Regions from separate parts of the Mus musculus genome. Here region 2 is linked to region 1. Evidence: chromatin loops called from intact Hi-C (ENCODE). Cell type or tissue: heart. All regions are shown on one strand. Each heading gives the region's core, and the rest is flanking DNA. Links, peaks and the distances in the headings are about the cores only. Region 1 holds the start of Gm26747 (a long non-coding RNA gene). Region 2 has its middle 59 kb from the start of Gm26747.

What was found. Peaks named below come from ENCODE experiments on the same cell type or tissue, not always from the same donor. Only the 100,000 strongest peaks of a DNase experiment are listed, where the experiment ranks them.
Region 2: it touches region 1 in a loop (1.8-fold over the local background); 1 of 42 quality-filtered maps calls a loop at or near these places.

The regions. Positions count from the first base shown.
Region 1 is chr8:121,411,026-121,426,431 of GRCm38, forward strand. It overlaps Gm26747 (a long non-coding RNA gene), which reads left to right and starts at 7,602. Exons shown (of 4, transcript XR_879271.1): 1 at 7,602-7,673; 2 at 10,386-10,595. In heart, for the core only: no CTCF peak of the experiment used is centred there; a DNase peak (open chromatin) is centred at 7,206; H3K27ac peaks cover 544 bases.
Region 2 is chr8:121,469,454-121,484,859 of GRCm38, forward strand. No RefSeq gene overlaps it. Among named protein-coding and RNA genes, the nearest start is that of Gm26747, 59 kb to the left of the region's middle. In heart, for the core only: no CTCF peak of the experiment used is centred there; no DNase peak of the experiment used is centred there; H3K4me3 peaks cover 1,014 bases; H3K27ac peaks cover 1,571 bases; H3K27me3 peaks cover 1,256 bases.

The sequences.
Region 1 (15,406 bases), core at 3,311-11,310:
AAGGGAATACTAATGTCCCTCGTCTTGGTGATGTCCAGGGCGTCAATAATAAAGAGAGAGCAGCGTTGGGGGATAATGTCGACATTTCCACTCCCAATGACGGTGATGTATAATGCTCAAGTATTCTCCTGCTTTTTTACCACTAACTAGGAACTGGGTTTGGCCTTAATTCAGACAGCCTTGGCTCTGTCTGGACAGGTCCAGATGACTGACACCATTAACACTTTGTCAGCCTCAGTGACTACAGTCATAGATGAACAGGCCTCAGCTAATGTCAAGATACAGAGAGGTCTCATGCTGGTTAATCAACTCATAGATCTTGTCCAGATACAACTAGATGTATTATGACAAATAACTCAGCAGGGATGTGAACAAAAGTTTCCGGGATTGTGTGTTATTTCCATTCAGTATGTTAAATTTACTAGGGCAGCTAATTTGTCAAAAAGTCTTTTTCAGTATATGTTACAGAATTGGATGGCTGAATTTGAACAGATCCTTCGGGAATTGAGACTTCAGGTCAACTCCACGCGCTTGGACCTGTCCCTGACCAAAGGATTACCCAATTGGATCTCCTCAGCATTTTCTTTCTTTAAAAAATGGGTGGGATTAATATTATTTGGAGATACACTTTGCTGTGGATTAGTGTTGCTTCTTTGATTGGTCTGTAAGCTTAAGGCCCAAACTAGGAGAGACAAGGTGGTTATTGCTCAGGCGCTTGCAGGACTAGAACATGGAGCTTCCCCTGATATATCTATGCTTAGGCAATAGGTCGCTGGCCACTCAGCTCTTATATCCCATGAGGCTAGACTCATTGCACGGGATAGAGTGAGTGTGCTTCAGCAGCCCGAGAGAGTTGCAAGGCTAAGCACTGCAATGGAAAGGCTCTGCGGCATATATGAGCCTATTCTAGGGAGACATGTCATCTTTCATGAAGGTTCAGTGTCCTAGTTCCCTTCCCCCAGGCAAAACGACACGGGAACAGGTCAGGGTTGCTCTGGGTAAAAGCCTGTAAGCCTAAGAGCTAATCCTGTACATGGCTCCTTTACCTACACACTGGGGATTTGACCTCTATCTCCACTCTCATTAATATGGGTGGCCTATTTGCTCTTATTAAAAGGATAGGGGGAGATGTTGGGAGCCGCGCCCACATTCGCCGTTACAAGATGGCGCTGACAGCTGTGTTCTAAGTGGTAAACAAATAATCTGCGCATGTGCCAAGGGTATCTTATGACTACTTGTGCTCTGCCTTCCCCGTGACGTCAACTCGGCCGATGGGCTGCAGCCAATCAGGGAGTGACACGTCCGAGGCGAAGGAGAATGCTCCTTAAGAGGGACGGGGTTTCGTTCTCTTTCTCTCTTGCTTTTTCGCTCTCTTGCTTTTCTCTCTCTCTTGCTTCTTGCTCTCTTGCTTCTTGCACTCTGCTCCTGAAGATGTAAGAATAAAGCTTTGCCGCAGAAGATTCTGGTCTGTGGTGTTCTTCCTGGCCGGTCGTGAGAACGCGTCTAATAACAACAGATGTCAACTACGGACCCAGGGCCACAAGCATCAGGTTGACAAGCTCACCCATCAGGCCCCCAACCCTGGGTGGCATGACTCACAAGCCCTAGACTTCTGTGGTCCAATGTCCCTGCAGCCTGCTGGCCACCGTGATGTGGATGTGATTGGCGTAAACACGGCCAATCTGTGTTTGTAGTGTTCATCTGTGCTGCAGGAGACAGGATGTAAGGAGGGAGACACAAACATGCACATACACAAATATATCCCATGTGTGTGGATATGCTGCTGCTGCTGTGTGTGTGTGTGTGTGTGTGTGTGTGTGTGTGCGCACGTGTGCATGTGCACATACAGCCACATGCTGATTTGAGGCAGAGTTTGGCATAAGCAACGTATTCTTGGAATCAGGTATCATAGTCCACACTTGGGAGGCTGAGGTAGGAGGACCTAGAGTCCAAGGCTAGCCTGGGCTACACACCAAGTTCAAAGCCAGCCTCAACTACTCAGCTCACTGTTTCAAAAACAGACCAAAATGCATCCTGGGAAATCTGCCTCTGTAAGAGATCTGCAAATCTGGATGGGGCGGGTCACTGCTGTTACTCAGCCTGACTCTAGATGCAACTGTTTTACAGCTTTTATTTAAGGGTAAGAATATGCTGGAATGGCAACAAACAGCTCACTGCCCGAGGTTGACACGGAGCACCAAACTGCATGCTGCTGTCGTTACCAAGGATCTACCATGTTCTGCAGGTGACTTCACATGCATGTTAGGCTACTGGGTGACTGACAAGAAGGACAGAAGAGGGGTAAGCCAGTGTCACCCCAAACTGAAGTTGTTTGCCACCAGTGACAGCTTAATGAGACCATTATCATGTGAAGTTTGTCATTGAGTGAATGCTCTGTGAAGCGTGAATGTACACACACACACATGCACACACACATGCACGCACATGCACACGCATTCGCACACACAAGCACACACGCATGCACACATACAGGCACATGCACATACACACACACACACACACACACACTCATGTGCGCACACACAGAACTAGATGTGAAAGCCATGTATACATTTGCAGAAAAAGAAGCAGCAGCTGCTTAATCAGCAATTCTGAAACCAAATTTTCTCTCCCTGAGGCAAATGTTCTAGAAAACATCCTACCTCACCTTACCTGCACAAACTGTTCTGTGGGGCTCGAGAGATGGCTTAGCTTCACCAAGGACCTCAGCCCATAACCACCTGTAACTCCACCTCCAGGAGACCCAGCGCCCTCTACTGGCCTATTTGGGCACTGCACTCACACACACACACACACAAACACACACACACACACACACACACACACACACACACACACACACACACGTATAATTTTAAAAATAAGATAAAAGAAATTTAAAAGTCTTGTGACCAGGTAGATTTGGGAAGTATGGCTTCTTCCAGCTGTCTCCTGTGCCTAACAAGAGACCCAGGTCTTATAGAATGCCTAAAGTCACTACAGCTGAGCTCACAAGGGCCTGAGGATTCAGTAAGGAGAGCCGCAGCATGCGAAATGACAGCTACAGGTGGCGGCGAAGGCCCTGGCATTCTGCAGTTCAGCCCAAGATGTATCCAGATGTATATGGATACCCAGTTTCTGGTGACAGACAATGTCAACAAGTGACAGAATTGGGTAAAGGGTCTGGGGGAGGGTGACAGCAAAGGTGGATGTGGGCACCTCTAAAGGATCCCACTTCAGAGGCGGCAGAGCAGTCAGGTGGTGCCTGGGCATCTGGACATGTGTTTGGTTCTTCTTAATGTGGGAGAAACGGTTGTGTTTATACGTCATTCACAAAGCCAGTGGTTTCCCCGCGGTTGGCAGTCCACATCTTGATTTGATCGTGGTCTGGTTTTGAGTGTTGTGACAGAGTTCCAGAACAGGCAGTAATCTCACACTCATTCCCCACTCATCCCTGGAGGGACCCTGGCTCTTGTTGTCCTGTATATTTTACTCTTACACACGGTGTAAACACAGCACGCATTGTAAACAGCTTTGCTTTAGGCTGTCACGTATTTTTCGAGAAGTTAAACAGAAGAAAAACAAACCCTGTTCCTCTCCGTTCCTACCACATTCAGCACTTTCTTTCCACTTTGCTCCACGCGCCCAGGACTTCGCCTCTCGCTCACTGCTTCCTTAATAAGCTCAGTTTGTCTAGTAGGGCAAGCCTCGCTGGCAGCAAGTTCCATGGGTTTCACTTGCCTGGAGAAATACGCTTGTCTTTCTTCTTGAAAGGTGTTTCTCACTGGGGAGAGAGTTCCTGGCTGAAAGGACTTTATTCTCTCTGTCGACACCATGAAGGGAGCCCTGCCGTGTGTCAGGGCTCATGTCATTCCTGGAGAGGCTCCTCTGCAGCTCTGCCTTGGAGCCCCTTCAGGTACTGAGTCCTTACCTGGTTGCCTTGAAGAATTTTATCTTATTACTTTCTGCTTTCAAATTTAACTATTTTGTATGCAGCATACAAACTATTTATTCTTCTCAGGGTTAACTCATCTTAGATGCTTTTTTTCTTAGGGGTTTAATTTAATATTTGGGGGGGTTGTGTGTGTATGTATGTGCTTGTATGTGTGTATGTGTATATATATATGTGCATGTACATGTGTGTATATGTGTGCATGTGTGTATGTGTACGTGGTGTGTATATGTGATGTGTATGCTTGTATGTATGTGTCTATGTGTATATATGTGTGTGTACATGTGTGTATGTTTGTATATGTCTGTGTATGTATATGTGTGTATGTAGTGTGTATGCTTGTGTGTATATATGTGTGTGTGCATGTGTGTGTATATGTGTGTGCTTCTGTGAGTATGTGGTGTGTATGTACTTGTGTATATGTGTGCGTATACATATGTGTGTATGTATGTATGTGTGTATGTTTATATATGTATGCATGTATTTGTGTGTATGTGTGTTGTGTATGTATATATGTGTATGTATGTATGCATTTGTGTGTATCTGTGTTGTGCATATATGTATGTGTTTGTGTGTTTGTGTGTATGTGTGCATGTGTGTGTTCACATTGTGTGTATGTGGATACAGAGGTGTCTTTTTCAGTCACTGTCCACCTTATATTCTGAGACAAATCTTTCACTGAACCCATAATTTGACAGTTTCAGTTGTCTTGCTTTTCTGCTTGTTCTGGGGAATCCTGGTTCCACCTCCCACCCTGAGGCTGCAGGTGGGCTGCCATGCCCACTCCACCTGTTGGTGGGTTCCAGAGACCTGAGCTGTGAGCCTCACATTTACACAAGCACTTTGGCCATGAGCTAGCTTCCCAGGGGTTCATTCATTACATTGCTATGTCTTGGTCATTAGCTCATTAACTATTTTTCTGCCTCATCTATCTATCATCTGTCTGTCTCTCTATCCACCTATCTATCATCTATCTGTCTACCTATCTCTCTATCATCTATCTACCTATCATCTATCTATATGTCTATCATCACATATCTACATATCTATATGTTGTCTGTCTATCATCTATTTTCTATATATCTATCTACATCACATACACACATATCTATATGTTGTCTGTCTATCATCTATTTTCTATATATCTATCTGTCTGCCTGCCTATCTGTCTATCATTTATCTATCTATCATCTATCTACATGTCTATCTGTCTGTCGGTCTATCTATCTTTTATTTCTCTGCTCCCTTCCTCTCTTCTGGGATCCCAGAGTCTCATGTGTTAGACTGTACTACCAACCCCTTGGCTCCAGCTGCTCTCTTCCATTTGCTGTTGTCCTGACTGTTCCCTCCCTGGGGATTGGGGCGAGCGGATCTGTTCGCAGCACACCGACCTTGATCCTCATCCCACTAGCATGAGCTTTTCTTCAAATCTCCATTCGCCTTACGGTGAACACCTCCCAGCATTTCCAATCAAGCCTTACCATGGGACTCCTTCTAAACCCCATTCTGATAATGCCAACATCCAGAGAGCCTTGCTCTGTGACTATTCCTGTCCCGCGACAGTGACCTGTCTTCAGCTGAAAGCCATGAACGAGAGAGGGGCTCAGAAGGTAAAGTAGGGCCGCCTGACCATCTCTGGGTGTGGGATGCTCTGCTCTATGCGGTGTGCTGTGATTATTTTCCTCTCCAGGCCACAATGGGTTAACAAATCTGGTGTTCCACGTCCACACTGCTGCTCATCATTGAAAGAAGTCAGGACAGGAACTCACACAGGGCAAGACCCTGAAGGGTGTTGCTTACTGGCTTGCTCCACCCCACATGGCTTGCTCAGTCTTGTAGAGCCCAGGACCAGCAGCCCAGGGATGCCACCACCCACCATGGGCTGGACCCTCTCCCACTGATCACTAATGAAGGAAATGCATTACCATTGGATGCTTTTTCTCAACCGAGGCTCCTTCCTCTCTGATGACTCTAGCTTGTGTCAAGCTGACACACAGACCGAGCTGGTGCAGTGTCTCACTGGGACCTGGCGCTCGTGTATTTGACTGTACTTGTTGACCAAGACTCCTCAGCCCCTCCCCCAGCACTGGGGCTATAAGCTGGCACAACCACCCTTAATTCTCAACACCGGTGCTGGGGATTGAACTCAGGTCCCTCAGGCTGCATGGCAAGCACTTCACTGGCTGAACCAACTCCCTAGCCCTGTCGTCAGGTTTGAGGAGCAGGAAATGTGGAAATAGCTTCCCTGGAGCTAGGCTGAGGAATGAAGATTCCTCCAGAGTCACAGGACGACATGGGGTTCCTGGCTCCAGCTAGGATGCAGGCCGGGTGCTCTGTCTGTCATGTGTGCCTTAAGCAGCCTCACTCTGTCTCCTCGGGGTTATTTCCATTAGCTCCCTGCTTGGCCTAAGAAGGACAGAGAGGGTGAAATCATGTTTTCATAATTACTCTCGGGCAGCAGCTGCCCTGCCAGTCACCAAAGGTGGCTTTTTTCCCCCTGTGTTCAAATGGGAGGTACTTGGCCAAAGCACCAAGAGTGAGTGACAGCTAGAAATCCAGGTGGCAGGGACTTTGTCCAGAGGTGTGCCTGACATGTCTAAGTTCTGGTTTTGCTAGAACATTCCTAAGGACATCTCAGATTCTCTTCATTGTAGTCAAATGCATCCCAGTGTTTGCTCTGTCTAATTCAATTTTCGGGTCCGTGGCAGCCAAAAGAAATCAAGGCTAGGTCCAAGCTACCCTGTCTCTGGTGCCTACTTGTTGGTTTCTGGGCACTTGTGGATCTCACCAGGTCCTTCTCTGGACCTGGACACTGTTCTATGCCAGGACCAATGGGATTCTAGACCACATTCCAATGGACTGACTTTGCCAGAGTCCTAGAACCCAGTCAGAGCCTGCTGGTCAAGAAGCAGGCAAGCTTCCAGGGCTGTCCCCCATATCTTCTTATCAGTTCTGACTGCCCTGTGGCCACTGCCTCGTCTTCCTTTTGTTTGGATAAGAGAAAACAGTCCTGATCCAGGACAGAACCAAGGTCATTTCAAGAGTAGGGGAGCTTTGGGTAGCTCATCAATAGTCAATCTCACAGGCCCACCATGGCTATATCAAACCAGCAAGTGGCAGCCAGGCCCTGGCTCTGAAGTCAGAGTACATGTGTAACAACCACTTCCCCTCGGGCATCTGACCCTGGGCGTGACCTCGCTCTGACCTTATCAGTTGGCAGAGCTCGGCTCTAGTGAAGTCAACAGAGGCCAGACATAAGATCCCCTGTCCAGCACTGAATCCACACACTCCCCTGGCCCACAGCCTCTTTCCTGGGGTTGGGAAGGAAAAGAGTGGGGGAGCTGGCCAGTCTCTCCACCCATCATCACCCCAGGCATTGTTGGAAACAGAAGCCAGCCAAGGCATCATCTCAAAATTCCCATCTCCACACATTTGTGAACAGATCGGTTCCCAGAACTACGGCCCTGCTGGGGTGCTAAAGCAAGCACAGCCCCCCTAAGTAAAACTACAGGGGGAGTCAGTTACGGAGTGTCACAACCTTAGACCCTTGGGTAAACCTGTTCTTAATCAAGCATTTGCCATGCTCTACACGGACCGTGGCACACTGACGACCTTTGAGCTCTGGTGAGGACAGGTAATTTGGAGTAGAGAGAGCCATCACAGGGTTGTTTGCAGGAAGAATCCAAGAGCCTGTCAGCCAGTGGCCAGAAGGAGATGAGAGGTAGGCTAAGGAAAGACCCCAGAGAGCCCAGAGCAGGGAAAGGTGGGCAGGCTGGGAGCTGGAGAGAGAGAGAGAGAGAGAGAGAGAGAGAGAGAGAGAGAGAGAGAGAGGACACCAGACATTGCTGGAAGAGATCATGGCTTGGGGGTGGGAGTGAGATTCTACAGGGCATCTGGATTTCAGAGGGAGGGAGGCCTGGGTTCTTCCTTCCTTCCTTCCTTCCTTCCTTCCTTCCTTCCTTCCTTCCTTCCTTCCTCCCTTCCTTCCTTTCTCTCTTTCTTTCTTCTATCATTGCTCTCTTCAGAGGCACCAAAAGAAGGCATCAGATCCCATTACAGATGGTTGTGATCCACCATGTGGTTGCTGGGTATTGAACTTGGGACCTCTGGAAGAGCGGTCAGTGCTCTTAACCACTGAGCCATCTCTCTAGCCCCGAGGCCTAGGTTCTAACCCCAGTTCCTACAGTCCACCTCTAATGGCCAGGAGGGAACTGCCCAGAGTGTGCTCTGGGCAGAGGGAACTTGACAGCCGCACAGACGGACTGCGAGTGACCAGGGGAACGACACAGATGCCAGGATGCTGGAATCCAAGGCGGTGTGGCAAGAAAACCAACCCATTCTGCAGTCTTCAGACTACAGGGGTCTGGGGAAGGCCCCTCAACCCGACATAGTATCCCTATTTAAAAATGGAAGAAATCTCAAAGATCCATTCCCCACTTTGTGACCTCTGTACAGAGTCTGGGGAGAACCATGATGCTGGCGGGGGACTCAGACCCAAATATACCCAAAGAAGGTAGCCTGGCAGCTCACAAGCACCCCAGTGCAAAGCCATGTGTGATTCCCTTCCTCACCCCATGCTGCAGGGTTACCCTACAACCTGCAAAAGGCCTCACCCCTACCAGTGAGAACCTTGATAGAGGCTCCAGACATCTCCTTCCTCCTGCTGCAGAGCCTGCCAGGCCCTTGGATGCAGCCTAAAGTCCCTGCCCCTTCACAGAGTTGCTTGCAGCCTCTGCTGGCCTGGCTCACATCCACCTGGGTGTGACACAGGTCTGGGTGACACAAAACCAGTGTCACCACCCATATAGGCTTTGCAGATGGCCTTCAAGCCACACAGACTTGAGCCAAGTTACCAGCTGTGTGACCTTGACAAGTTCGCCTGTCCTCTCTGAGCCTCTGAAGGCTACGAAGGTGCTACAGAAGTTTCTGGAGGCTTAGGGAGATGGCTCAGTTGATAAGTGTGTACTGCATACTCGTGAGGACCTGTGTTGGATCCCCAGAGACCATGCCGGGGGGGGGGGGGGGTTGGGAAAAGGCAAGAGCAGAAAATACAGCATAATGGTAGCGTGTTTACCAAGCATGCATGCGGCTTCGGGTTCCATCCCCAGCACATGCATCACCATCACCATCACCACCACCACCACCATCATCACCATCACTACCACCATCACCATCACTACCACCATCACCACCACCACCACCACCACCATCACTACCACCACCACCATCACCACCACCACCACCATCACCATCACTACCACCACCACCATCACCACCACCACCACCATTACCATCATCACCACCACCACCACCACCACCACCATCACCACCACCATTACCATCACCATCACCACCACCACCACCACCATCACCATTACCATCACCACATCTTATTTTTTTAACAAGAGAAAAGCCAAGCCCATCTGTACACCTGTAACCACAGGGTTGGGGAGGCAGAAGCAGGAGGATGCCTGAGGCTCACTGACCAGTCTATCTAGCAGACTCAATGAGCTCCAGGTTCAGATTCAGGGACCCTGTCTCAAAAATAAGGTGGACTGTATTGGAGGAAGAAGCGTAACACACAGGTGTACAGCCGAACCCGTGGGAACACACACATTCATACACTCACACATACACACACTTACACACTCACACACTCACACATTCACATACTCACATTCTCATACACACACACACACTCACACATACACATTCACATACTCACATTCTCATACATACATACTTACGCACTCGTACACATTCACATACTCACATACACATTCACACACACTCACATATACACACTCACACACATTATACACACTCACACTTATACACTCATAGACACATTCACACACACACACTCACAAATTCACATGCACTCACATAAACACACACATTATACACACTCACACACTCACACTTATACACTCATAGACATATTAACACACACTCACACATTCACATATACACACTCACATACACAGTCACACACACATTCGCACACACTCACATATATACACTTACACACATTCACACATACATATACACACTCTCACACACTCACACACACACTGTTGGGAAGACAAAAAAGGATAACCACAAAAAAAGGAGCTTTCAAGAATAACTAACAGGCAGTAAGTCCTCAGAGAGTGACAACCAAGGTAAACACTGTCATAACTGGGGGCGGGGCCTGTGCTGAACAAGAATCGCTCTGCGCTGTACAAACACAGTACATACAATTGCACAATTATGTCCGAAGCCTTACAGTGTTTGCTGTGTTCAGATGAGCATTGGGTTACCGCAGCTGTGGCTGCCTCCAGACTCTCCCCTCAGCCAAGAACTGCATCTCACCCCCATTTTGTGGCTGAGGAAGTGGAGTGTCCCTGGCTGCCTTGCTGAGGCTGGTCTATGTGCCCCTGGGGCCCTTTAGGCCGGGACGTTTTGACTCCATTCCTCCTAAAAAGAACCAGCCCAAACCTCCCGGATTGAAGTCTCCAATGATTCATTCAACAAACTGTGACAGAAACAATTTGCTTCAGAGAAACCTTGCTCCCTGGAGAATCTGTCGCTCTGTGTCATCCTCAGGGACAAGAAAATTCAAGAACAAACCAGCATGAATGTGGGCAAAGAGGTGACATGGGTAAGTGTGGGGACTCTAGTCATGCCAAGTCCTCCAGCTGGGGTAAGGACTAATTTGAAAAGGAATTACAATTTAGGTAACGTTATGGGAAAATCTTAAAAAGCAAAACCTTTGCTGACAGAGTAGAGTATGGCCGGCCAACTTGTGACTCTTGCAATTGATGGGGGGAAAGGAGAGGGGATGGCCCAGCAGTGCCAACCTCCAGGAACCAACTCAGAATGAATAAAAAAAGTATTTCAAGTAAAGCAAGCATATTGAATAATTGTGCTTTTAACTTCTGCTCCGCTCTTAGTTTTGAACAAAACATAAATGGACAAATGGGAGAGTAGGGATGCCATCCTGAATCCTGGAGGGGGCCTTTGGTGGTGGGGCTAGGAGCTACCAGCACTTTGACATGCTAGAAGAAAGCTCTCTGATGCCTTTCAGAAAGGTTTATTTTTCAAAACACATACTTTGCACCTCCCAAAAGAGGGTCATACTCTGTAACCCAGGCTGGCACAGAACTCACCATAAAGTTCAAACTGGCCTCAAATTCACCCTAACCCTTCCGCCTCAGCCTCCAGGGTACTGAGGTCTTGGGGGCAGGGGAGGGCACACTGGCCCCTGGATCTGTTTAGTTAACTGTTCTTCTAAGGGATTTACACTTTAGGGTATTCCAGAACTTTCTTCTTAGTTTTACTTTACAGGCCATTGCATGTTAAACTGCAATTGATTTGTTTTTTGGTTTGGTTTTTGTTTTGTTTTGTTTTTTTGGTTTGGTTTGGTTTGGTTTGGTTTGGTTTGGTTTGGTTTTTTTCATGACAGGGTTTCTCTGTGTAGCTCTGGCTATCCTGGAACTCTGTAGACCAGGCTGGCCTCAAACTCAGAAATCTGCCTGCCTCTGCCTCCCAAGTGCTGGGATTAAAGGCATGCACCACCACTGCCCGGCTAGATTTGTTTTTTTAATGTATGTACCTTGTGGTTAGTGTAGTCAATTGAACAGAAGCTAGAATCACAAGAAGGCTGGAGACATGGCTTGGTGTTTAAGAATACCAGCTGTTCTTCCAGAGGACCAGGGTTCAGTTCTCAGCACCCACTTGTGGCTCACTACCATCTGTAACTCCAGTTCCAGGGGATCCAATGTCTTCTTCTGACTTTCTTGGGGACTGCATCATGCGGTACACAGATATGCAGACATAACACCCATACACATTAAATAAATAAATAGCAATAAAATCACCTGGAAGGCCTGCCTCCAGGCACACCTGTGAGGCGGTATCCTGATTATTTTAATTGATGTAGGAAGATCCATTTAATTGCAGCTAGGACCATTCTCTGAGCAGGGCACCCTGGGCTGTATAGATTGGAGGAAGGACAACTGGACACTATTTGCTTTCTTTGCTCTCTGCTTCCTGATTGGGGACGCCATGTGACCAGCTGCCTCAAGCTCCTGCTGCCTTGGCCTCCCCTCGTGACAAATTGTACCCTTGAACTATAAGCCAAACAAACTCTTTCTCCCTTAGGTTGTTGGTGGTTGTTGTTATTGTTGTTATTTTGTTTTGTTTTCAGCAAATTTTATTAAAGCAATGGCGGAGGGGGGGGAGGCGGGACTAAGACAAACCTTATAACATTATATCTGAGCTCAGGTGGAGGAGGGGGGCCACGTTCCCGGGTCGCCTGGGAAAATACCTGCCAATCATCCACTTTCTCACACCCGTGTGTGAGCAGGAAGTCAACTCGGAGCACACCTGGCCCCACATGTGCCTTACCTGTGGGGCAGCTTATGGTACAGTCTCCACCGTTCCTCCATCAAAAGCCATCCTCGGTCCTCCTGGTGGCTTTCTTCTCAGCCCGTGACACATCGCACCTTGAGCTCCCATCTCTCTGCATTTCCATGATCGCTAGGGCTTGCCTGACTTTCTCACTATCGCTGTTCTAGCAGAATTACGTACATCCTTTGAGTCACTCATGGGACCTTCGTCAGCCAATGGCCTGTTATGAAATGAGGCAGGTCGTCAGTACATGTTGAAGGCATGTATGGGTTCCATGGTCTGGAATTCTCCATTTAGGTTATGCTGCCTGACCAGTCCCCTGTATCCGTGTCTGCCCCCCCACCCCCCGTTCTTCTACCATCCCCCTTCTACCCCACTACACCCACACCCCATCTCTGGCTCTTACACTTGTAAGCATAGCACTTTACCCACTGAGCCATCTTGTCTCCCAACCTATATAAAGTAGAGGAACAGACCCTCATACTCAGAGGGTGCCCCCCCCTTACTGGCTGCCAGTCAAGAATATGTCACCTACAAATGTATCTTCAAGGCTGTGCACAAGAACATAAAAAGAGAAGCCCCCTCCTTGAGTCTCTCCCCTCTCCTCTACTCCTGTCTCCTGTGCCGTGTTTTCCAGGTTTATGAAAGTATTTCGTTGCAACAAGATATGCCTGCAAGTTTGGGTCTGGATCAAGGGAAATCGGGGCATGCTAATTTCAAGGCAAATTAATTAAAATGCAACCCCCCCCCTGGAAATCACAGAGCAACAGCGTTCAATGCTTGGTAGCCAGCCAGCAGGAACTGTCCCCGCCCTGCCCAGCCTCCGTTGCCCTGTTTTCCTCTCCAACTTGTGATTTTTGTCCCTCAAGAAGCCCAGCTCTGGGTGCTACCAGTACTTCAGCCCCAGCCGTCAGTGCAGAAGCAGCTGAATCAGAGGGTGTTGCCGTCGGGGGTTCAGCGAGGAGCAGGTGACGCACCTTCTGAAAGGCAGCAAAGGCTGTGCGCAGCACTGGGCTGTGGTCCCAGCGCTCAGCCAGCTGAGGTGGGAGGACCAAGAGTTTGAGGCTAGCCTGAGTTACAGAGTACTGAGCCAGCCAGGGCAACAGAGCAACACCCTCTTTCAGGAAGAAAGAAAGCAGGAAACCATGCGGGAGAAAGAAATGGGCATGACGGGCTAGGAAACATCCGGTTCTGCTTTTCACTACCATGCCTGTTCTTCAGACCAGGCTATTTGCTAAAATGGCGAGTGTCCTAGTTTTTATCTCTGTTTCGATAAAATACCCTGGGGGGGGGGGAAGCCCACTACTTAGGGGAGGAGCGTTTGTTTTAATTCACACTCAACATGTGGTTCGCAACAGTCATGCCATCCGGATTCGAAAAGTCCTCACGGGCTCACGTGTAAGAAATGCTTCGTCACCAGCAGGGGGCGCTGTCTTGGAGGTTGTGGAAACTTTTTAGGAGGCAGAGCATCGCTGTAGCTAGAGGAACTAGGTTGCTGGGGGCAGGCCTTGAGGGTCACAGCCACGCCCACTTCCTGTCCTATTCTCGCTGGGGGGGGGGGGGTCGTCTTTGAATATGGGAGGGGTCTCAGCCACCCCAGAACCAACTGGCCCTCTAAAACTAGTGGCTAAAGTGGGCACTTCCTCTACAAGGGTTTGAGTCAGAGAAGAAAACAGATGCACACGTTTTCAAGAAGAGGAAACTGAGACACAGCGTCCCAAGAAGGTACCCGAAAACGGAATAGATGGGCCAACAACAAAAAGACAGAGAGAGATGAGGAGAGATGGAGGAGGAGAAAGTGGAGCCTCCCTCTAGGGTTTGACCCGGGTGTGCCTCTTACCCCCCCCCCCCACTTCCTATCACCACCTTCTTCTCTTTAAAGATGAGGACACGGTCACTGAAGAGCAAGTCTGTAGTCCAAAGAGAACCGCATTGCACAGTGAGCTGCCTGACCTCGGGATCCCAGAAATCAGATCCTCGTGCTACAACCTAAAAAAGCAGTTGCCACGGATCTGGGCACCGGCCACCATCCCAGCACTCAGGAGGCCGAGGCAAGAGGATCATCAGTTTGAGGCCAGCTTGGGCTACAGACCAGACCCTGTCTCCAAACGAAAAAAAAAAAAAGAATGTTTTTCAAAGCTGCTGCGGGATCATCTTGGGAGGGCGGCCACCTAGGAACCGCCCCTGTTTTCCCAAGATAGCGGCTTTAAGTTTCCTCTTTCTACATAGTAATGAGACCCAAAGGGCGCTGCTTGCCCGTCCAGCCAGCGATCTATTAAAATTCATTCTCCCCTTCATCTTTGTACTGTTTATTTTATAAACAGAGACACTGTGTCTGAGAGTCCAGTACTCAAAGCTACGCTTCTCTGATGAAATCTAACCACTTTCCACTTCTATATCTGAAAACGAAGCAAAGCTTTCAAAAGGTATTTCCACCCAAAATGCGTCCATTTTCCAGGGGGGAGGTGGAAACCTCACCCAGCCATCGGAGGCCCATAAACCCAGGCCTCTCTGCAAGCCCCCACAATGCAGATTATCCTCTACGGAAGTCACATTACTGAGGACCCGTGGCATATTCCAGCTACCTCACTCGTCCTATGTGCCGTGGAGCACCCCTCCATAAAACATGGACGAAATATTCACAGTCAGTACCACAAAGTTCATGCATGCATGAGAGCCTAGCCTCAGGCCCCACGGAGACACGGTGACGCACGGTCTGGTCCTTGCGCTGGGAAGTAAAGATAAGAGGCTATCTGGGGCTCGCTGCTCTGACTTGGGAGACTGATGAATGATGGGGTCGAACCCAGGGAGCTCACCACAGATGCGTTCCAAGTGAAGACAAAAGAAACATCTCGGCTGGCCCAAGAGGAAGGCTCTGACAGTGACCCGCAGTCCACTGGGATAAATAGCCTTCCCACTTCGGGGACACTGAAGAACATAGGGTCACAGACAGGGAGGAGACAGCATAGGGAGGCTTGAGCTAGGGCTATACGCCCTGCAGTCACCAGCACACCCTGTACCTCCTTGAATAGAAGTCAAGCATGAAGAAGGAGCGTGGGT
Region 2 (15,406 bases), core at 3,819-11,818, 59 kb after region 1:
AGTTCAAATCCCTGCAACCACATGGTGGCTTACAACCATCCGTAATGAGAAACAAATAAAGAACCTATGGGCTGGAGCAAGCCTGGGGGAGTGGGGAGCAAGTGGGGCAGGAGCAAGAGGGAGAAAGGGAAGGGGACAAAAGGAAAGAGAAGAAAGAGGGGAAGAGTGATATAGCTGTCTCTTGTGAGACTAGGCCGGGGCCTAGCAAACAGAAGTGGATGCTCACAGTCAACTATTGGATGGATCGCAGGGCCCCCAATGGAGGAGCTAGAGAAAGTATCCAAGGAGCTAAAGAGATCTGCAACCCTGTAGGTGCAACATTATGAACTAACCAGTACCCCGGAGCTCTTGACTCTAGCTGCATATGTATCAAAAGATGGCCTAGTCGGCCATCACTGGAAAGAGAGGCCCATTGGACAGGCAAACTTTATATGCCCCAGTACAGGGGAACGCCAGGGCCAAAAAGTGGGAGTGGGTGGGTAGGGGAGTGGGGGGGGGGGGACTTTTGGGATAGCATTGGAAATGTAATTGAGGAAAATACGTAATAAAAAAAAATGGTAAAAAAAAAAAAAAGAGGGGAAGAAGGGAGGGAGGGAGAGTGGGAGGGAGGGAGGAACAGCTAAAGTAGGTATGTGACATATGTCACCAACATTCCACTTTGTGCCAGCCACTGGGAATATGAAGACACGTGGTGTAACCACACCAGGTGTGGAAGGCATCAGAGGCTGTAAGAAGCTGGATAATCCTCCCTTCCTGCACAATCGCCAGGGCATGTGCTCACTTCTCCGAAGCCTAGCGCCCAGCAGACTGACAGAACCCCAAACAGGCTGGTTGGTAGCTGCTGATGTCCAACTGCTTGCTTGGTCATTTGACTAGTCACTGGTGGTTTGTTACTGGTTAGGAGAGCTATAGCTTACAGGTTGGTTGTGAGTTGTTAGCAGTGGGTGGATGCTTGGCTAGTTGATTGGTTGGTTTGTTGATTAGTTGGATTGGTTGGTTGGGTGGTTCATTAGTTGGTTAGTTAGTTGATTGGTTGGTTGGTTAGATGAATAGTTGGTTGATTGAGTGGGTGGGTGGGTGGTTGATGATTGGTTGGTTTGTTGATTAGTTGGATTGGTTGGGTGGGTAGTTCATTAGTTGGTTAGTTGGTTGGTTGATTGGTTAGTTGAATAGTTGGTTGGGTGGATGAGTGGTCCATTGTTGACTGAGTAAAAGGAAAACCCAGATCTAACTAACATAGAAAGCCAAAGAAACCGCTCCCATCTCTGCCACTTCTACATTCTCTGGCCATGAGAAAGTCCCTTCCAGGCCTGGAGAGATAGCTCAGGGAATAAAGGTGTTCACGGCACAAGCTTGGTGTCCCAGGTTTGATCCCTGGAGCCCAAGGAAAAGTGAAAGAAGAAAACAAACCCCACAAGGTTGTTCTCTGACCTCCACACGCATCATGCACACGTGGACCCATACACAGTGATGGTGATGATGATGATAACGACGACAATGACATCTTTAGAGAAGAAAGTCCCTTCTGGGAGACTAGTCAAGAATTATATGTTAATTAAGTATAATTAATATATAATAACCAAATGAATAAATGAATCTCTTTAGTCAGGCCTCATAGTTCATACCAGTAATCCCAGAAGTCAGGGGGCTAAAGCAGGAGGCTCCCATGAGATCAACACCAGCCTGAGCTACAGAAAAAGACTCTCTGTACTGGCTAGTTTTGTGTCAACTTGACACAGCTGGAGTTATCACAGAGAAAGGAGCTTCAGTTGAGGAAATGCCTCCATGAGATCCAACAGTAAGGCATTTTCTCAATTAGTGATCAAGGGGGAAAGGCCCCTTGTGGGTGGGGCCATCCCTGGGCTGGTAGTCTTGGTTCTATAAGAGAGCAGGCTGAGCAAACCAGGGGAGGCAAGCCAGTAAAGAACATCCCTCCATGACCTCTGCATCAGCTCCTGCTTCCTGACCTGCTTGAGTTCCAGTCCTGACTTCTTTCAGTGATGAACAGCAATGTGGAAATGTAAGCTGAATAAACCCTTTCCTCCCCAACTGCTTCTTGGTCATGATATTTGTGCAGGAATAGAAACCCTGACTAAGACACTCTCTCAAGTACAAAAACCAAAACCAGGAGTCCCTTCACATTGGGGCCTCTCCAGTCCATGCTCCTGGCTGGATAGCAAGTTTGCTTTAGATACTCAGCACGTGGCACATAGAAGGGACAAGAGTGCACTCTGAAAGTGGCAGGCGTTGTCATCTGCTCAGCATGGTTGAAGGACTCCATGTATAATCCATACATGCTTGCCTCAACCCCACCAGGCACCACTTGGGGATTCTACACACGGTCTCCGTGTAAGCCTAGCAGCCCCCATGAGGAAGGAGTGTGGATCGTGCCAGCTTCACATGCCAAAGGCCAACCTGAAACTCACAAGGTGTAAAGAAAACATTTGAATGGATTTCAAATTCTCTGGCATTCGTGGTAGGAGACGGCCTCCCGGGAGGAAGACCCAGCTCAGATGCCAGCTCTTGAGGCGGGAAGGTTTCCAGGACAAACGGTTCCTACTTGATAAAATGCCTCCACATCCAGAGAAAGGATGGTCACCGGGAGAACCAGGGGTTCAATGCCATCCCTGTCTACACGGCAAGTTCAAGGCCTGGATACATGAAACCCTGCCTCAAAACAACAGAAAAGCCCACTTACATCTCACGTTTCTGAAGGCCATATTATGTTTACAATCCATTTCCAAATGAGGAAAAGGAGTCAGGTTCTAGCAAATGCCAGGTTCGTAGATGTTGAGAGCCCTCTGCCTCCCCAGCGCTGAGATGCACTTCCAGAGTTCTGAGGCAAAATCATGTGCTAAGCACAAGCCATGTGTCCCAGAACATCTCTGCTCAAGCACACACGTGTCCTGAGCCATTGCTTTTTTAAATTTTCTCATTTAAAAATCCCAAAGAGCTATAAATGAAAAAAAATAATAAACGTTTGCATGCATCATACAACCCTGGAAAGTATAGGGAACAGCTGGCTTTTAGCTCTTATAAAGTGGGCTCAGCTCTCACCCACCTGGGTGACAGAAAACAGCTCAACCTCACTGCTCCAAGATGCTGAGAAATGAACATGGCTTCCTCCTGCTTCCTGGTCATGTCCGACTCCAAGTTCTGTTTTGCAGTGAAATTGTTCTGCTCCGCCCCACCTGCGCCCTCCTTGTTCAGTTGGTAGATTAGACACAGCAGAGGAGAAAATCAGTGAATTAGAAGACTGAGCTAAAGAATCCTACAAAATACGTCACAGAAACAAGGAGGTAGAAAACATGCGGGGGAGTTAGAGACCTAAGGTAAAACATGTAGTTCTGGCATTCCCCGGGAACATTCCTCCAGAGTAAAACAGATTGAGACAGATAAGGTCTTTATTGATTATACCCTAAAACGTGTCCAAAATCAAATAAGATCCTGACTATTCGACTAAAGGAGCTTCAAGAGCAGCTTGGGGTGGATGGGTGGAGGATGGATGGATGGATGGATGGATGGATGATGGATGGATGATGGATGGATGATGGATGGATGATGGATGGATGGATGGATGGATGATGGATGGATGGATGGATGATGGATGGATGGATGGATGGATGGATGATGGGTGGATGGATGATGGATGGATGATGGATGGATGGATGGATGGGTGGGTGGGTGGGTGGGTAGATGATGGATGGATGATGGATGATGGATGGATGGATGGATGGATGGATGGATGATGGATGGATGGATGGATGATGGGTGGATGGGTAGATGATGGATGGATGGATGGATGGGTGGATGGGTAGATTGTGGATAGATGGTAGAGGATGATTGACATACTTGTGAAAAGACTTTCTATGGATGGAGAGGTGATTTAGTGTTTAAAACTATTGACTGCTCTTCCAGAAGACCCAAGTTCAATTCAATTGTGAGCACCCACATGGCAGCTCACAACCACCTGTAACTCCAGTCCCAGGGGACCTGATGCCCTCTTCTGATCTCCTCAGATACCAGGCACACATGTAGTATACAGACATGCGTGCAAACAGTGCACACCATGAGCATTCAATAGACAGAGAGAAGATAGATGATAGATAGATAGATAGATAGATAGATAGATAGATAGATAGATGGTTGATACACAGATGATAGATGATAGATAGATAGATAGATAGATAGATAGATAGATAGATAGATATGATATGATAAAAGATAGATGATAGACAATGATAGATAGGTAGATAGATGATAGATAGATAGATAGATAGATAGATAGATAGATAGATAGATAGAAGATAGATGATAGGTGTTTTTAAATAGAAAAGACTAATCTTAAAGGCTCTTAAATGAGAGAGAAACATACAAATCATAAGAGTTGATAAATGTAAGGACGCTGAACAGGGGACAAGGCTGCCTCCATTTAATAGTGGATCGATGTAAGCAGGCAAAGGCCTGAGAGTGATGGAGTTCCTTTAAATTGCCCTAGATAAAACAGGGACCCCATAGTCTCCAAACAATTAAGTAATATTTATCAATGTCACCAAGAACACCCACAGCAGTAGCATCACCATCATCATCACCACCACCATAATCACCACCACCACCGCCGCCATCATCATCACCGTCATTGTCATCTTGTGTAGAAATCACTGCTGTGGACAATGACCAGCATATTGAATTCTATCCATTTTCCACTTCAGCCCCATGAAACTCCTGGGGTCATAGGCGGAATCACTGTTATTATTTTGCAGATGAGAAGCTGAAAGAATGCAAAACCTGATGCCTTTCCCATGGCTAAAAACTCCTTGCTCAATGCCAGTGGGACCATGTGTGTACCCCCTGTCCCGCCCCCCTGTCACGCCTCCTGTCTCCTGTCAGGTTCATGCTGTCAGCTTCCTGTACCTGGAGCCAAGCGCATTCCTCAACAAGGGTTGGGGGTGGGGGCGGGTTGATGGAGACCCAGTAGCTCCCAGGGCTCGTTCAAGGCCGGCATGACCCTGAGTTAGATCTCGCGTGGCTCATTTCGACACGCGCTGATGGGAAACGCCAGGGATAACATTTTATACGTTTAAAAACACAAACAAGCACATTAAAAAGCTTTTCAAGGTGTCCATTATAAAAAGCACGGGTGTGAGCCTGGTGAGAAGGGAAGGCCCCTCCCCCGCCCTCCTCCTCGGCTCCCTGGAAAACTGTTTTCACAGGTGGAAAGTGACTGCCTTTCAATGGGGATCAAATCCCAGCAGCCCTGGCAGCCCTCACACGCGCCCACGCGGAGCGGAGCCTGGTTTGGCTAACTTCCCACCCTGTAGCCGATTTCTGCAGGTCTTTGGATATTAAAGCAAACCAAAAAAAAAAAAAAAATAAAAAATAAAAATAAAAAAAAAATAAACTCAGCTGAAACTCAAATGCACAGGCTCATCCCGCCCAGCCCGTGGGAGGGCGTCTCACCGTTTACCCTGCCTGCATTTCTTTGAGGCACTATCTCTAAATACTTAATAATCACAATGCCGCACGGCAACTCCTAATGAAGCCCCATAAACAGAACCGTCCCAACCGCCCCGCCCCGCCCCGCCCCGCCCCGCCCCGCCCCACCCCAGACCAAGCTTAGGGTGCTCAGAGAGCTGTGCAGGGGCTCGGGCCTCTTAAACCTTGAGGGAATCTGGTCCTCCGGAATGTTCCTGTCCCGGCACTAAAGTACAGAGAGGCTAAGCAAATCACCTGAACATACACAGCCAATAGATGAAAAGGGTCGAATTTGAACCCCCCCCCCGGGGGGGGGGCGGGGAAGAAACATGGGAGGGGAAGCAACATAGAGTGGGAGAAGGTAGATGAGGTGCGAATCTTGGGCGAATCAAACCCCAAGCCAGCCTCGAACTCTCTTCCTGCCTCAATCTTACCAGTCTAGGATTTTAATTGTGTGCCTGCACACCCCAGCTAGCTCTCAGTTCTTCACCATCATGCCCCTGCCTGTGTGGGAGCCTCTGCTGTCCAGGTTGTACCTGGTTGAAAGCTACCCCACTAGATAGACTATGGCCCCGACAGAAGCACGTGCATGGCCCAGATGAGACCTCTGGGGTGAGCACATGCTGAAATAAGAGTTTATTCCTGTTACTCTGTGATGTGAGTGGAGCCATCAGGGTTGTACAGTGTACAACCCGAGCAACTATACACAGGAGCCCTACCTACCACCCATCCTCAGCCCATCAGTGTGCCGCAGTAGGAGGCTTGGAGCACACTCTCCAGTCATACCTTGTGATGTCACTGTTACAGGAGACAGTGGGAAGGTTTGCAGAAACTGCTTACAGCTCCACCGGCCTCTGTTTTTTCAGCCTCCACTCCCCCCCCCCCCCATCTCCCTCCCTCCTCCTCTACCCAGGAACCTCCCGGCCTGGCTTCTTCATCATGGGCTTGAACATCATTCAGACACCCCACTCTTGTCCCTTCATGAAATCGCCAGGCTAGAGCCTTCGACTCCTTGTAACCCTGTGAACAGGCAGCCACTCACAAAGAGCCACCAGGTCCTCAGGGAGCCCCCTGCACTGGTGTCCTTAATCCACACATAGTAGTTCATGCCTGTCATCCCAGAGGCATGCAAGAGCCTGAAGCAGGAAGACAGCCTTAAGTTCAAAACCAACCTGAGCTACATAGTGAATATATCTCATACAGTGCTGGCCCTGTATGTATGTATGTATGTATGTATGTATGTATGTATGTATGTGTGTGTGTATGTATGTATGTATGTATGTATGTATGTATGTATGTATGTATGAAGGTTCCAGCCCCAGCCTAGCACAAACCAGGTATGGTGTGGCTCACCTATAATCCAAGCACTCGGGAGGTGAAGGCAGAAAGGTCAGGAGCTCAGGGTCTTCCTTGGCAACATAGAAAATGAGGCTAGCATGGGCTAGCATGGGCTACATGAGACCCTGTCTCAAAGAAAACATAAACCCATCAGTGCACCCAAAGCTGATTGCCGCAGCAGACACCCGTTTGACCTGGGGTCTTGTCTCAGTGTCATTTTGATGCTGGGACTTGGAGGGATGCATCCCTGAGCCTCAAAGCTGCTTCACAGCTAAGGAGGGCTCCAGCTGCCTAAGCCCCTGCTGAGCCCAGACCTTCCCGCCACTGGTGGCATCTGTCTCTGCAAAGCCTATGAGTCCAGTGCAGTGGACACGCGGCTCTGTCACTCTGGGTGGGGAGGGGAGGCAGCTATTCGTCTGCTGAGCTCAAGAGACCTCAGACTTGGGCCTCTTCTCCCTCAAAGGCTGGGAGGAGCCTGGAACCTGGAGTGAGCACTCCACTGGATGCCCTCTTTTCTCTGTTTTAGGTGCTGTGGAGCCGGCACTCTGATAGCACTGTCGGGTTGTTTTGGTTTGGTTTGGTTTTTGGTTTTGTTGTTTTGTTTTGGTTTTGTTTGTTTTTGAAGCCAGCAACAAGCAGTTAAGTAACTCAAGTCCCCGTATTTTTCTGCACGTCCCTACCTTCCTTTTCCCAAACGTCATGAGAGAGGGCTATGTTGGAGCCTGGACAGGGACAGTCCACCTAAGCACCAGTTGTTCCGTCTTACTCTGAAGTCAACACCAGCAGCAAAGGGCTGAAAACCAGGCTGTCCTGATGAGAATCTGGTTATCCAAGGTTCCTGCTAATTGCTGGTGACACATAGACGGTGACTAAAACCAATGAAATGCCTTTGTTTTCAGGAAACTAGATGCTTCGAGGAGGTCTCTGGGGAGGAGGAAGAGGGTGAGCGGGAAGGGAGTGGATGTCAGTGATGGGAGGGAAACCAACAAATTACAATAGCATACATCTCAAAACAACAGACTCTTGGTTGTCACCGAGGGAAGGGAAGAAAGGGGTAAGGAGGGACATGCTCCAAGTGTGTCAACCACAACTGAATGTGGCCTTACATACCCAGTGTAATAAAAATAAAAAATAATAAAAAATAAACAAAAAAACAATCTTTGGGGTGTGTGTGTGTTTGTACATGTACATATACATCACACACCAAAAAAAGAAAATGGAAAAAAATGTATTACTTTGTGCACTGACTTTAAAAAATGTTTTAAATGCTCTACTTAAGCCAGCTATTTATTCTATCATCAATATCCTTAAAATGCCACTAATGCCCCAAAACAATTTCTCTCTTGATATAACTGAAGAGGACCAGCCCAAGGCCCATATCAGTGTCAAAGTCAGGAACTGGAAGATGAGAGAGCCAGCTTCCCATCCCAGAGCAGCTCAGAGCTGAGAGAGACAGGACATTCCACCCTAAGAATGATTCACCTCCATCCAGCCTTCAGACGCTCAGAGGCGTCTTTCTGTGTGTCCCTGGAAGGTGAGTGCTTCCCTAACATGCAGCCCTTGGGCTCCTCAGAACCCTTCTCTAAACAGGTTGAATTCTTGTAAACTCTCCAAGAAAGTTCCAAATTCCATCCTTGCAACCCCAGACCCGGGACCCTAATGGGGCGGGCGGTTTCCTTTTTCCTCAGCCGGCAACTTTTCCAAACAGGACAGGAAGATGAGTAGTCTTCAAAGAATTCTTCATGTTCGTCCGAAAACGCAGATTCCCATCTGTCTGGAGGTTGCTTTTGGGCCAAAGCCACAGGGATCATGGAGTGCCTTTGGATGCTCTGATGAGCTCTGGGCAGTCCAGTTTCACCCCAGTGAGTAGGCCCAGCCTCTTTTCCCTACACCCTGGAGCTCACTGGAGCCCCTGTACCTGCAGCCTCTGGTAGGCCCCCCACTCGAGGGGCTGGCGGACCTGAAAGGCCCACATCTGCTACCCTGGCCACAGTGATCTATGTTCCCACCGCCAAGGCCTGCGGTGCCAGCCCCACGTCGAGAGCTGGATTGTGGTGGTCTGTCTGTGTTTGTTGAAATTGGGCCTGGAGCAAGGGCCTCGCCGGCGAGACTCCCTGGAATGTGCGCAAGCCCTGTGCAGCCAGCTCTGTCAGCAAGCTCAGGAAATGGCTGCAGGGCTGGGCCAGCGCAGGCTCCCCCAGAAGACATCATCAGGAGGGGACCGAGGGACAGATGCAGCTGCCAGAACAGAGGTCCCTTTTGTGTGGGCGCAACCATCCTATTCTCTCCAGGTTTACAGTATGAGGTCCTGATTTATCTGGACCAAGTAAAAAATTCAAATAGGAAACTAGAATTTTTTCATTTGCCTCACAGAGCATTTTCCAGAAAGAAAACTAAAGCATGCTGTGTTTGAAGCTGCAAGCATAGGCCCTAGTATCAAAATAACAATAGAGGTGCATTAGTGTGTCAAAGTAACCATAGAGGTGCATTAGTGTGTCCGAGTAACAATCAATGCACATTAGTGTGTCAAAGTAACCATAGAGGTGCATTACTGTATCAAAGTAACAATGGAGGTGCTTTAGGAGTCTAGAGGGCATCTGGCCTGCATTTATATCTGTGGACCACAGGCCTGCAGAGGCCAGAAGAGGTTGTCAGATCCCCTGGAACTGGAGGTACAGACAGTTGTGAGCCACCAGCAGCCCTATTGGTAGTTCCCAGGGGTCAGCTGTGACAAGACTCACAAAACGAGGTACAGCTGGTAGAGGCCACCCCTGTACATGACAGATGTGGTTCATTAGACTCTATAAATATGGGACCATGGCAGGGTGAAGTGGGCAGGGTAGACATAGTGGGACATGAGTGGAGACCCACGGAGGCTGCCAGTCTGAAAGCGAGGAGCTGGGCTGGGCTCTAACATCTGGCGTGGGACTGGTCTCATTTCTTAACGTTCTGGGATGTGGAAGGAGTGATGTCCACCGGCTGGTCAGTATGGAGTGAGGAAATGTGTGTCAGACAGCTTTGTCCATCGCCAAATCGTCCCCCTGACCCAACAGCTTAGAACAACATCTTCTGCTGTAGCTCACATTCCCATTGGCCAGCAGCGCTCAGTCTGCAGGCAGCTCTCCCACTTACAGACTTGGGGCTTTCCGCCTGTCCTGTAGTGATGGCCTGGGATAGGGCCAGACTGGCCACATAGCTCCTTCACACAGCCTCTCTTCCTCTCTTTCAACCTCTCTCTCTCTCTTTCTTTCTCTCTCTCTCCCCCCTCTCTCTCTCTCACACGCAAATCTCTCTCTGTCTCTCTCTCTCACACACACACACACATCTCTCTCTCTCTCTCACACACACACACACACACATATCTATCTCCATCTTCATCTCTATCTCTATCTCTCGCTCTCTCTCCAGTGCTATTCCACATGGCTTGCCCCTCTGACATGCAGCCTGGGTTAAATACATGAGACTCACATGACCTCTCAGGAGGACACCAATGCCGTTTCCTTTGGTTCTGTTGTTCAGACAGCCTCAGGTCATCCCAGGCTCAGGAGACAGGGATGAGCTAGGGGAGGAAGGAGAACACCTCATAAAGTATGGGGACAGGAGGTGACACGGGCGCACTCCGTGGCTGCCTGAGTACTGCTCTCTTGCTGTACTTGATTGCAGATGTTTGCTGCCTGGATGGAGGAAGGTCTTTTCACAATGTCATTGTGACCCAACATCTAAGAGGATCACCCCCACTACAGTGGAGTTTCTAAGACCAGTCCCAGGACACTCGAGGACTGTGTAGATTACCATGGACAGAGTGTAGTCGGTGTTCAGTTCATCTGTGGGCAGAGCACAGTAGGTGCTCTTCTGGCTTGGAGCTTACCTGATAGACCAGTGATCCCAAGGGATGCCCTTGTCTCTGTCTCCCCAGGACTGAGATTAAAAGAGCCCAGCTTGTATGGCTTTAGATTAAAGCCATGACTCCTTATGCGTCTGAGGCAAGCACTTCACTGACCGAGCCCCAGCCCACCAGCGGGCTTTTTGCATTATGGGCCAGAAACTGGCCTGCCACCCCACCTTCAAGAGGACTGTGGATTTCCAGGACACTTGGCAGGAGGCCTTCTGACACAGCCAAGCTCCGAGGTTCATACTCACACGTGCTCTCACACAAGTGTGCCGACACACATGTGCAGTGATACTCGCTGAAGCAGGCCACGTGTGCAACAGTAAAGACCCGGGAGTTTACTCAGAGGGAACCCAGCGGGTTACAGCACAGCCACACAAAGAACACCACGAAGTTGAAAAGGAAGGCAGAAGCTCCGACTTGAAGGATGGGCCGCGGGCAGGCGGCACGTGAGTGGAGAGAGCAGGCTGCAGACCCTTGAGCCTCATATAATCCCATTTGTGTAAGAAAGCATGAATACACTGGATTGTTTATACAGACACTGGAGGTTCTGGACACAGCGACATCAAACTCTTCGCCAGTCGTCCTGAGAACAGCTTTGCCGCTCTGCCTCGCCTTTCTATCGCTTGAATTGTTTCCAAGAGCGGCATGCTTGGGGCGAGTGAACGTGCCCTTCCCCTGCTTCATGTTATGGAAAAAGTCAAGCGTTCGCCACAACAGAGAGGAACCCCGGGGTTCCCACCCCCAGCTTTAGAAACTGTGGGCTCACGGCCAAGCTCGCTGCATCTCCATCCCGCCCTCCCAGCCCCCACCCCTCAGAACACCCAAAACTCACATCATGTCCCAGAGACAGAAAGTATCAAATGGCTCTCCTGATTTACAATTCGTTCTCCTGTAAATTATTTTGTAACAGTTTGCTTCTACCAGAATTCAAATAAGGGCTACACATTGCAATGTGCTTGGCTGTGGTTTGGTTTATTTAGTCACCATCCAGTCTGTGCATGAGGGTGGGTAGGTGGGTGAATGTGTACGCATGCATGTACCGTGGCCTGTGGGGAGGAGGGTCAGAGGGCAATTTTCTGGAGTCAGTTCTCTCCCTCAACCATGCAGGTTGCAGAGAGGGGGTGAAGAACCCAATACTTTATCCAGCAGTCAGCCAGAATGCTGACATGGCTCCCTAACTTTGTGACAATGGGCAGTTCACTCCGAGTGCATGGTGTCCTTCTCTAAAGCTGGCACATCTTTATTAGGAAGTGATGGAAGGCCCAAGCGTCTGAGGGCTGCTACACATGATCTGCCAACTACAGCATGAAGGTTCAGGGCTAATAGTCCAGGGTGGCCCTGCCTGCCCTGCTTGTCACGGCAGCCCCAGAGAAACCATGCATTTTTATTCCATGAGAGGTTTCCAATACTACCAAGGATAGAGAGTGCCACCGCCCTCCCTCGATGAAAACATCTGGGGTCATGTGTGGCTCAGAGCTCCTAGGCAACAGAGCACGGTGACACTAAGCCTTTTCTCAGCTGATTAGCTTTTATCGTCAGCATCCGCAGGTAACTTTAAGTTTTCCTACACCTATTTTTAATGATGATTCTTAAACGCTTTAACCTCCCTTGTAGCCCACCACCCACCAGAGGCAGTGGGAAAGAAAGGATATGGGAGAAGTGGGCCTGTTTAGAAATGGCTTTTTGGAGCAACTCCCGTCTGTGTTGTCTGGAAATCACAGGTCAGGAGCGGCAGCTCAATCCACTCACCAGCAGTCCAGTTCGGTAGAGTCAGGATAGCAAACTGAATCGCAGCTCTGCCTCTCTTGGTGAAGCAAAGATCAGTGAAGACTTGTGACCCACAAATGTTGCACGGCTTATCTCTATAAACAAGCCTAGCTCGGCCCCGTCACTGTCTGTCGAGTCCTATTTATACCCTCCAAACATCCCGTGTCCTCATCGCTCTTGCCTCAGCACATGCGTCCGGCTCATCTGACATCACTCTGCCAATCAGCCCAAGTCCGAGGAAGCAGCAAGAGCCACAGCACACCACCAAAAGTCTTTTGGTTTGTTTTGCTCTATGGAGTCCCAACTAATGCAGCCCAACTCTGCAGCGTACGGCAGACCAACACATGTGTGTTGTTAGTGAAGAATTCTTCATCATGTGGCCTTCTGTGTGCTTGCTTCAGCAAAAATTCCTTTCTTGCTTCAGTTAAATATTCCTTCATGAGTCTGCCTTAGCCTTTCACCTGTGGCCACTTCAGGAAAACCCTCCCTCATGTGTTTGCCCCAACAAAACGCCATCCAACACAACTGACTTTCCAAAGAACCCTAAAGTTTCCACTTCATCAGTGTGACACAGCCTAGGGTCTCTTAAGAAGAGGAAACCTTAATGGAAGAGCTCCCTCCATCAAATTGATCTATGGCTGTGTCCCTGAGGTATTAGCTTGATTGATAATTGATCCGTGACAGCCCAGTCACTGTCAGTAGTGTCAGCCCTGAGCAAGTAGGTCTGAACTGCATAGGAAAGCTAGCTGAGGGGCTGGAGACCTGGCTCAGCAGTTAAGAGTACTGTCAACTCTTCCTGAGGTTCCAAGTTCAATTCCCAGCACCCACATGGTGGCTCATAACCATCTGTAATGGGATCTGACGCCCTCTTCTGTCATGCAGGTGTACATGCAAATAGAGTATTCATGTATAAATAAATAAATCTTTTTTAAAATATTTATTTATTTGTTTTATGCATATGAGTGCACTGTAGCTGTACAGATGATTGTGAGCTATCATGTGGTTGCAGGGAATTGAATTCAGGACCTCTGCTCGCTCCGGCCCCACTCGCTCCAGTCCAAAGATTTATTTATTATTTTATGTAAGTACACTGTAGCTGTCTTCAGACACACCAGGAGAGGGTGTCAGATCTCATTATGGATGGTTGTGAGCCACCATGTGGCTGCTGGGATTTGAACTCAGGGCCTTTGGAAGAGCAGTTGGTTCTCTTAACCACTGAGCCATCTCACCAGCCCATAATTTTTTTTTAAGTTAAAAAGAAAAGTTAGCTGAGCCAGCCAGTAGGCAGTGTTCCTCTGTGGCCTCCACTTCAGTTCCTGCCCTGACTTCCCTCAATGACCCGGAAGTGTAAGTTGAAACAGACCCTTTTTTCTCCTAAGTTGTCTTTGGGCATTGTGGTTACCACAGCAACAGACGACAAACGTGAACACTAATCAGGCTGACAGCACCACCTCCTTTTGAGATCTGAAGGGTACAGTTGAAGGTGAATATATTGAGCACACAACCAGAGAAGGGCATGTGTGGGCACAGGTGGGCACAACGGGCAGTGGTGGGACTCACCCATGTAACCCTGTGACAAACACAAGGCTAGCAAATGGGTCCTAAAGACTGGGCCTTCTCACCAGTAATAATCCAGACCCTCCACTTGAAAGGTCCTTTAACGGATTGGGCAGTAACGGGTCAGGGAGGCAGAGAGCAGTGTAAGAACAGTGGCTACTTCACCCACACTCTAGCTACCAAACAGGGGGCCGTGGGTCTCCTGCTCCCAGAGGCCCTGGTGTTGGCACCCGTTCCGGTTGCACAGTGGGCTCTCTCCAGTCTTTCAGTATATTGTCTTTCTTCTAGTAACTTCCAAGTTCTGATACAAGCCACCTCTCTCCTCAGTCAAACACTACCTTCTAGTTTTATGTTTGCCCGCAGTGATGTGAGAGGCATCTGCGCATGCCTCTACTCTCAGGGTTGCAGGGAGACCGCATCAGCCAACCAGAATCCTTCTCTGAGAGCTCTCCTGGTGCTGAGGCAGGAGGCTTTCATTCCTGGCCACTGTCAGACTAGAGAAAGGCAAGGTGGCTTGTGAGATCACCTATTGATGGCAGGAAGCCAGGGGGACCGAGGTGGCGGAAAAGGAAGACGACGATGGGGAAGAAAAACACAGAGCAGGAGTAAGAGAGAGAAGGAACGGGAACCGGAAGACATCTAAGGAACCGGAAGAGGAAACGGAGAAGAGGAGGACCCACCCGTGAGCACCCAGGAGAGCTGCAGTTAGCGAGTAGCTGAACTATCCGCCCTATCCTGTGGGTTGGATTTCACAGGAGCTGGAGCAGAGCGAGGGTGGGGGACATAGGGTGTAGGGCCCACAGGGTTCTAGCAGCTGGCCAGGCACTGCCACCACCTTGTAAATGGGAGCTGTGTTAGAAGCAAATGTGTGCTTCTGTGCGGGGAGGGGGGGGAGTTCCCCGGGGGGGGTCTCCCTCCCCCCCCGTCCCCTCCCCCACCCTGCCCCAACCTTCCCAGCACCTGTCAGGAAACACTGACCCCATTGCGAGGCTCAGCTTTGCACGGCCTCTGTCTAACACCTTGTAAAGAAGGGCACCGGTGCAGAAGATTAAAGGGCACCCATTAAGTAAGTTGTTTTATTTCTTCGGAGACCGAAGGCAGGCTGAAGCTGGGCGAGGAAACATCGCCCAGTTGTTTACTCTCTGTTACCAGGCACCGTGAAGCACCTTCCAGAGGCACCCCAGGCAGGTCACGCTGGTGGTTTATAAGGTGTAACTGTTGGGGGGCAGCCAGCGCCAGCCTGCGGGGAGGCTGGGGCAGTCACATAGGTCAGCAGGAACAGTCCGCACCAATAAAAGCTCACCCGGCCCCAGCCCAGTGGGACCCTGAAGGAGGTCTGCTTGGCTCTCAAGTCCTCAGCAAGGCCTGCGTGGAATG